Linked DNA regions of Homo sapiens: region 2 is linked to region 1. A link is an interaction called in ENCODE POLR2A ChIA-PET data of the cell type or tissue named here. Cell type or tissue: Caco-2. All regions are shown on one strand.

Region 1 (4,000 bases):
GGGATTCTCCTAAGTCTCTGGTTCCCAAAGTTTTCAGAGTAGACACAAGTGGGCACCCGAGGGGCGCTCTCTGCTGCTTGGGGGCTGTTTCCCTTTCACTGGTTGGGGGCCTCTTAGATGACGCCCTCATCTTGCCCAAGGAGGTCAAGGACTCACCACAGGTACTCATCTCTGGGAAACTGCCTCAGGCCTGGAAAATTCCAGGCATGACACTAATCCCACCCTGGCTGAGTCCTTCTGTCAGGTGGAGGCTAAGCTGGCATTGGAGAAGTTTGAGACACAGCCAAGAGCTCAGGCTCTGGGAGCCTCCCATCCTTTGTTGCGTGACCTTGGGCAGCCCTGTTCTGGGCCAGCGGCCCTTCTGGGGCTTGCTGTCTTGATCTCAACATCGGGTTCCACATTGATGTGGGAAGTGACGCTGTGCAGGTGCTGGGGTCAGCCTATGGGGCCCTCCTTTGTCCCAGAGAGCCCAGGACCAGGAGGAAGCCAGGACTAGGTAGTAGTTACGGCTTTTTGAAACAGGGTCTTGCTCTGTCGCCCTGGCTAGAGTGCAGTGGAGAGATCGTGGCTTACTGTAGCCTCGACCTCCTGGGCTCAAGTGGTCCTCCTGCCTCAGCCTCCCAAGTAGCTGGGACTACAGGGGCACCACCACACTCAGGGCAAGGACACAGCCTTTCCTCTACCTGTGGAGGAGCTGTGTGGTTTCCAGGAAACCAGGCCTTTTCCAGCCTCACCTGTGGGGTGTTGTAACACCCAGGAACTTGGAGAGGCGCCCAGAACCTGGGCAGGGTCAGCACACAAGCACCCATTCTGCGTAAGACCCAGGCCTGAGGACAGCCCTGTAGACCACAGAACCCCACGGGTCCCGTCCCCAACAACTGGCTCCTTCCCACCCTAGGGCCTTCGCACTTGCCTGGAATACTACAGATTCCCCCAGGCTGGCCTCACTCGAGTTTTACAAACTGCACGTGGGTTCCCGGGACTGGGCTATATTTGATTTCTATCCCCCACTAGTTCTGAGAGGGCAGGGGCTGTGTGTGTCACCCAGTGTATCCAGGAGGGGCTCAACTTTCCATGGTATCCTTTTTGTTTCGTGAAAGCTCTTTACATATGCGGGGCAAAAGCTTGAGAAGAGTCATACATTTTCCCAGGATATCTTTCTTTTTTTGAGACGGAGTCGCGCTTGGTTGCCCATGCTGGAGTGCAGTGGCACAGTCTCAGCTCACTGCAACCTCTGCCTCCCAGGTTCAAGGGATTCTCCTGCCTCAGCCTCCAGAGTAGCTAGAATTACAGGTGCCTGCCACCACGCCTGGCAAATTTTTTGTATTTTTAGTACAGACGGGGTTTCACCATGTGGGCCGGGCTAGTCTGGAACTCGACCTCATGCCACCTGCTTTGGCCTCCCAAAGTGCTGGGATTACAGGTGTGAGCCACCCCGCCTAGCCCAGGATATCTTTTGATGTTCCTTAGAGTATATTGGATGGGGGGTGCTAGCTGGAAATCTTAAAATTTTGCCTGAATTTCATTCATCTTGTGGTTTCTAGTACAAACTCTCCTTTCTCCATAAGGGAATCTTCATACTTAAGTGCCACCCAGAAAAGAAAATACATTTCCTAACCTCCATAGCTATGGCCAGGTGTGGCTCATGGCTGTCATCTCAGCACTTTGGGAGGCTGAGGTAGGAGGATCACTTGAGGCCAGGAGTTTGAGACCAGACTGGTAGACATAGTGAGACCCTGTCTTTACCAAGTAACATTAGCTGGGTGTTGCGGTGCACACCTGTAGTCCCAGCTACACGGGGGCCTGAGGTGTGAGAATCACTTGAGCCTGGAGGTTGAGGCTGCAGTGAACCATGATCATGCCACTGTACTCCAGCCTGGAAACAAGACGAGACCAAACAAAACAAAAATACAGTACTGATGTGCCATTTCTGAGAAAGAACGCCTCTGGCTGGTGTGGACATGATGGCCAGTGCTGCAGCAGTCATTTTGGACTATGAAGAAGCAACACACAGGAGCAGTGAGGGAGAAGGATCTCCGGTACTTGACCCTGTGCAGTGCTGCCCCCGTCCCTGAGGCTTGACCCTTCTACCCCCTTGATTAGAACACGGGGAGGAGACATGAGTCCTGCTTAGGCTGTAATGGAGCTGCTCTGTTAGATGTGACCTTACCTTACCTTGAGCTGGGCCTGAAGCAGGGCGTGGCACTGTGGACTCAGGCCGTAACTGCCTGGAAGTCCCTGCCCTCTCTGAGCCATTTCTTCCTGTATAAAGTGAGGGCGGTGATCCCTCCAGGCTGCAGGGCAGGCGAGGTGATATTAGGTGAGTTGGAGGATGAGAGATCAGGAGAGTGGAAGGCTCACGGCCCCACCAAAGCCCACTGCATACCCTCATCTCCACCTCAGTCCCCTCCCTGTGCCTTGGAGCCCCTCCAGGGCTTCAACCACGTGGCAGCAGCCTGGGAACCACTTGGGAGAGCTCTGCCCCAACCAGCTGAGACATGGAGGCCAATCCCATTATTGAGGGGCCATTGACAGGATGAATGTGCTCCCAGATCACTAGCCTGCACCTATTCACCTACCTTGGCACACTCAGCCTCTCATAAATGTGCCCAGAAGCCCCTCTACCACCGAATTCCCCCACCCCCTGCCAAACCCCATCCTTCCATTCAGTCAGATTCCTCCACCATCCAACCAGCTACCTGTCCATCCATTCGTCCACTCAATCCACCCACCCCATCCATTCATCCTTCCACTCATCCACCTACCCATCCATCCATCCACCCAACCATCCAGCCATCCATCCAGCTATCCACCCACCCACCCATCCATCAACTCACCCATCCATCCATCCACCCATCTATCCATCCATCCATCTACCCACCCACCCATCCACCCACCTGCCCATCAACCCACCCACCCATCTATCCATCCATCCATCCATTCACCCATTCAACCACCCACCAGTCGATACATACATCCATTTATCCATCCATCCATCTATCCACCCACCCATCCATCCATTTACACATCCTCCCATCTGTCATGTCAAATCCTCTACCCAAACTCCACGCGCCCACCCCCACCCCACACACACCATCCCTTTGTTGCAGCCTCAATTGTCCTTGAGTCCCTACTTTGTGCAGGGGCCTGCGTTAATTCCGGTGTGGGTGATTGAAGGAATAGACAGACCCTGGTTCTTTCTCAGGAGGGAGAGGAACAGTCACAACCCCATGCAGAGGCTGGGCGTGGTGGTGGTGTGCCCATAGTCCCAGCTACTTGGGAGTCTGAGGCAGGAGGATCACTTGAGCCCAGAAGGTTGAAGTTGCAGTGAGCCGTAACCTCTCCACTGCACTCCAGCCTGGGCAACAGAGCGAGCCCCTGTCTCAGAAAAACAAATAGAAAAAATAAGCAAACAAAAAGAACTGCCCCTGGCTGTTGAGAGAAGGTACAAGACCAACCAGAGCAAAAGCCCTGGGTCTGGGCAGAAATGGATCCTTTCACGTGGCTGTGAGTGGGGCCAATAAGGCAGAGGCTGGCCAGCGAGAACCTGGATGTCCGCTGGGGTCTGGAGCAGGACAGGTCCTACCCGGGCTCACCCAGTTAACCCAAGGATAAGCAAGGGCAGGAATCCAGGAACTCCTCCCACCTCCTCAGGTGCTGAGGCGCTCCTGGGTCTCGTTCCTGGGCTTGTCAAGGTGCCAGGTGTCACCTCAGTAGGGCCGTGATCCCTGGGGGAGCGACATTCAAAGCCTCCCCTCCCTGACCCGCCCTGCACTTCTGCTCCTGAGTCAGAACCAGTGGGGACAAAGGCAGTGCCAAAGCAGGACAGACGAGTAGGGACCCCAAGAGACCCCAGCCCCAGTTCCTGCAACCAAGAGAGACTATATGAGAATCACAGAATCTGAGACTCACAGTTGAGTCTCAGGACTTAGAATTATGGAATCTTTTTTTTTTTTTTTTTTTTTTTGAGATGGAGTTTCACTCTTGCTGCCCAGGTTGG
Region 2 (4,000 bases), 730 kb before region 1:
ACGGGGTTTCACCGTGTTAGCCAGGATGATCTCGATCTCCTGACCTCATGATCTGCCCGCCTCGGCCTCCCAAAGTGCTGGGATTACAGGCGTGAGCCACCATGCCTGGCCTGCTTTCTACTTCTGTGAGTTTTTTTTTGGACTGGGGGTACATGTGTAGTTTGTTACAGGGATATATTGGGTAATGGTTAGGGTTGGGCTTCTAAAATACCCATCACTCAAATAGTGAACACTGTATCCAATAGGTAACTTTTCAACCCTCACTCCCTTCCTCCCCTTTCCCACTATGAGTTCAACTTTTAAAAATTCTACACGAGTGAGATCATGCAGTATTTGCCTTTCTGTGCCTGGCTTATTAACATAGTATCCCTCAGCTTCATCCATGTTGTTGCAAATGACAGGATCTCTTTGTTTTTTTTTTCGTTTTGTTTGTTTTTTTTTTTTTTTTTTTTTTTTTTTTGAGACAGACTCTCGCTCTGTCACCCAGGCCAGAGTGCAGTGGTGCGATCTCAGCTCAGTGCAACCTCTGCCTCTCGGTTTCAAGCGATTTTCGTGTCTCAGCCTCCCCTGTAGCTGGGATTATAGGAGCCCACCAACATGCCCAGCTGATTTTTCTGTTCTAGTAGAGATGAGATTTTACCACGTTAACCAGGTTGGTGTCGAACTGACCTCAAGTGATCTGCCCACCTTGGCCTCCCAAAGTGCTGGAATTACAGGTGTGAGCCACCATGCTCAGCCAGGATCTCCTTTTTTATGGCCAAATACTATTCCATAGTGTATATAAACCACAGTTTCTTTATCCATTCATCTGTGGGGTTTTTTGTTTTTTTTCGAGACGGAGTCTTGCTTTGTTGCTCAGGTCGGAGTGCAGTAGCACGATCTCGGCTCACTGCAACCTCCACCTCCTGGGTTCAGACGATTCTCCTGCCTCAGCCTCCCAGGTAGTTGGGATTACAGGCATGCACCACCACACCCGGCTAATTTTTGTATTTTTAGTAGAGACGGGGTTTCGCCATGTTGGCCAGGCTGGTCTCGAACTCCTGACCTCAAGTGATCTGCCCACCCCGGCCTCCCAAAGTGCTAGGATTACAGGAGTGAGCCACTGAACCCAGCCTATTCATTCATCTGTTGATGCACACGTCTTGGCTATTGTGATTAGTGCTGAAATGAACGTGAGAATGCAAGCATTTCTTCCACGTACTGATGTCATTTCCTTTGGATATATACCCAGAAGTGGGATTGCTAGACCTAGTGAGATAATAATTTTTTTCCAAAGTTTACAACTTATATTAGAAACATGTTTTTTATATTATAAAAGAAAAAAAAATGTGTTTCTGTTAAAGGAGAGGCGTTTTTTGGTTTTGAGTGAGTCCAGCGCTGTGGGTTTTATAGCCTGGGGGGACCATGGCATCCGCCTTCCCGGTGCGTGTGCCAGATTATATCGCATAGTTGTTGACACCGGGGTCCCACTTCCTCCCTTCTGTCCACCCTGGACCCCACATGATACTCCAGGCACACCAGCCACCCTTGTGCTTTGAGACCGTGCGAGCCCCCGGCCAGCCCAGCCAAGCAGCAACACAATAGCACCCCTCGCTGCGAGCGCTGGGCCGCACTTCCCCCTCGGATGTATAATAGCACCAACCGGATATTTTTAGATGGGCTTTGAAAAGTCGCAGTGTGCTGAGACCGCATACCAGACGCGTGAGGTCACCGGGCCTGGGAGCAGCCTCTATGCATGGATAATTGGTGCACGGGGTAATCGGGTAATCGCAGAACCAGAAAGCCAGCCCTTGGGCAGCCATGGTGGTGGGAGGGGCCCCTCATATCCCAAGGCGTTCCCTGTGTTACGTTCCCAAGACACCAGGCCTGGCTGTGATATTAGAAGTCACTGCAGAGACTTGTCCCCTGGGTTTAAAGTGAGCACTGTGGCTCTTTAAGGTACAAATGTACATTTCTGGGGCACCTCTGCCACAGACCAGGCTTTACACCAAGGTACTACGGGGACCCTGACTCAGAGAGAGACCCGTTTCCTGCTGCAGACACCCCAGGGCCACCAACAGGACTGTCCCCCCCACCCCACCCCTGAGGACAGGCATCCCTTTGCCATCTGCTCATAGTTAAGCAGGGAAGCTTTCTGAGCCCCTTCCTGGGACGTTATTTTAGGGTTTCCCTGACAGATCTCTTTGAATTGAGGGTGACTGGGGAGGAGAGTCTGGTCGTGGGACCACATAGGTGAGGCTGGGCTTCGTGCTGTCAGGCAGGGAGCAAGGAGGAGGGCCTAGGCCCAGGCACCGGGCCCCAGGCTGAAGCTGATTTCCTGCGTGAGCTCCAGACTATGGCCCTGCAGGGTCCCGTGAGCATCCAAGGAGACGAGTCAGTGCCTCGAGACTGGGGGTTTCACTCCAAATAACAACAAAAAACAGTTCTCCAGCTACCCTCTGGAGAGCTGGAAATGAAACCTAGAAAGACCGCAGGGACCCCTCAGCACCTAGAATGCAGCACATATGGGAACCTATGGAAGGGACAAAGGGACCAGTGAGCCCCGACTACCCAGCCCTGCAACCCCTTTTATTTCTGTCTGTGTACATCAATGCTCCGCAGCCGGGGTGATTTGCCGATCTCTGGGGACATTCTTTGGTTATCCCAGATGGCATCGGGTAGGTGGAGGCCAGGGACGCTGTTCAACACCGTGTAGTGCACAGGACGCCCCCATCACACAGGATGGTTCACCCTCAAAAAGTCCCATAGGCACCCAGGAAAGTCAACTTCACCAGCAGAGCCCTTGGTGGTTCCCGCCCACCGACCAGCCCCCTGGGTTTCATCAGACCCTCCAGAGACTGTTTCAAAGTTCAACAGGTCAGACCGGGCCCAGTGGCTCACACCTGTAATCTCAGCACTTTGGGAGGCTGAGATGGAAGGATTGCTTGAGTCCAGGAGCCCCAGACCAACCTGGGTAACACAGTAAGATTCGTGTCGACAAAAATAATTTTTAAAATTAGGCCAGGCACAGAGGCTCACGCCTGTAATCCCAGCACTTTGGGAAGCCGAGGCGGGCAGATCACCTGAGGTCAGAAGTTCAAGACCAGCCTGACCAACATGGAGAAACCCCGTCTCTACTTAAAATACAAAATTAGCCGGGGTGATGGCGCGTGCCTATAATCCCAGCTACTCGGGAGGCTGAGGCAGGAGAATTGCTTGAACCCAGGAGGCAGAAGTTGCAGTGAGCCAAGATTGTGCCATTGCACTCCAGCCTGGGCAACAAGAGCAAACTGTCTCAAAAAAAAAAAAAAAAAAGCCAGGTGCGGTGATACATACCTGTGGTCTCAGCTCCTTAAGAGACAGAAATGGGAGGATCGCCTGAGCCTGGGGGTTGAGGTTGAGGCTGCAGTGAGCTATGGTCGCACCACTTAAACTCCAGTCTGGGCGACAGAGTGAGACCCTGTCTCCCTGTCTCAAACAACAACAACAACAACAAGAGGTGAGCAAGGCTCATGTGGTGACCCAGTCCGCCCCCACCAAAAGCACCCGGCTACTTCCCAGACCCCCTTCTCTGTAGAGGACCAGGTCATCTCTCTCTGGGGCCCCCTCCTTATCACCTTCCTGCTTGGCTCCGTGCCCCATGATCTTGAGCTCCTCCCTGTTTCCTTGTCCCATGACCCAAACAGCCAGCTCCTTGAGTAGTGTGACCCGCACATGGGTCCAGCCACAGCAACTGTCCGGGCTTCAAGCTCTGCCCGAGGCTTTGCAGCTGAATGGAGCCTTCTCCAAGGGAGTATCTGGGCCTCCCATGGTCAGATCCTTTTTTTTTATTTGAAACAGAGTCTCGCTCTGTCGCCGAGGCTGGAGTGCAGGGGCGCAAATGCAGCTGCAGCCTCAACCTCCTGGGCTGAAGCAATCCTCCCACCTCAGCCTCCAAAGTAACTGGAACTACAGGCACCCACCACCATACCTGGCTTTTTTTTTTTTTAATACTTTAAGTTCTGGGATACATGTGCAGAAC

Evidence for each region. ChIA-PET counts read pairs that join two places held together with the same protein. Peaks named below come from ENCODE experiments on the same cell type or tissue, not always from the same donor. Only the 100,000 strongest peaks of a DNase experiment are listed, where the experiment ranks them.
Region 2: POLR2A ChIA-PET joins it to region 1 with 5 read pairs; 3 of 35 experiments call an interaction of 5 or more read pairs at or near these places.

The regions. Positions count from the first base shown.
Region 1 is chr19:17,863,689-17,867,688 of GRCh38, forward strand. No RefSeq gene overlaps it. Among named protein-coding and RNA genes, the nearest start is that of SNORA68, 3.1 kb to the left of the region's middle. RefSeq lists an enhancer at 1,188-1,327. In Caco-2, no CTCF peak of the experiment used is centred here; DNase peaks (open chromatin) are centred at 2,183 and 3,579.
Region 2 is chr19:17,133,950-17,137,949 of GRCh38, forward strand. The region is part of intron 2 of MYO9B (myosin IXB); the gene reads left to right. Among named protein-coding and RNA genes, the nearest start is that of SNORA118, 44 kb to the left of the region's middle. RefSeq lists enhancers at 433-1,042, 1,043-1,651, 1,652-2,261. In Caco-2, no CTCF peak of the experiment used is centred here; a DNase peak (open chromatin) is centred at 1,742.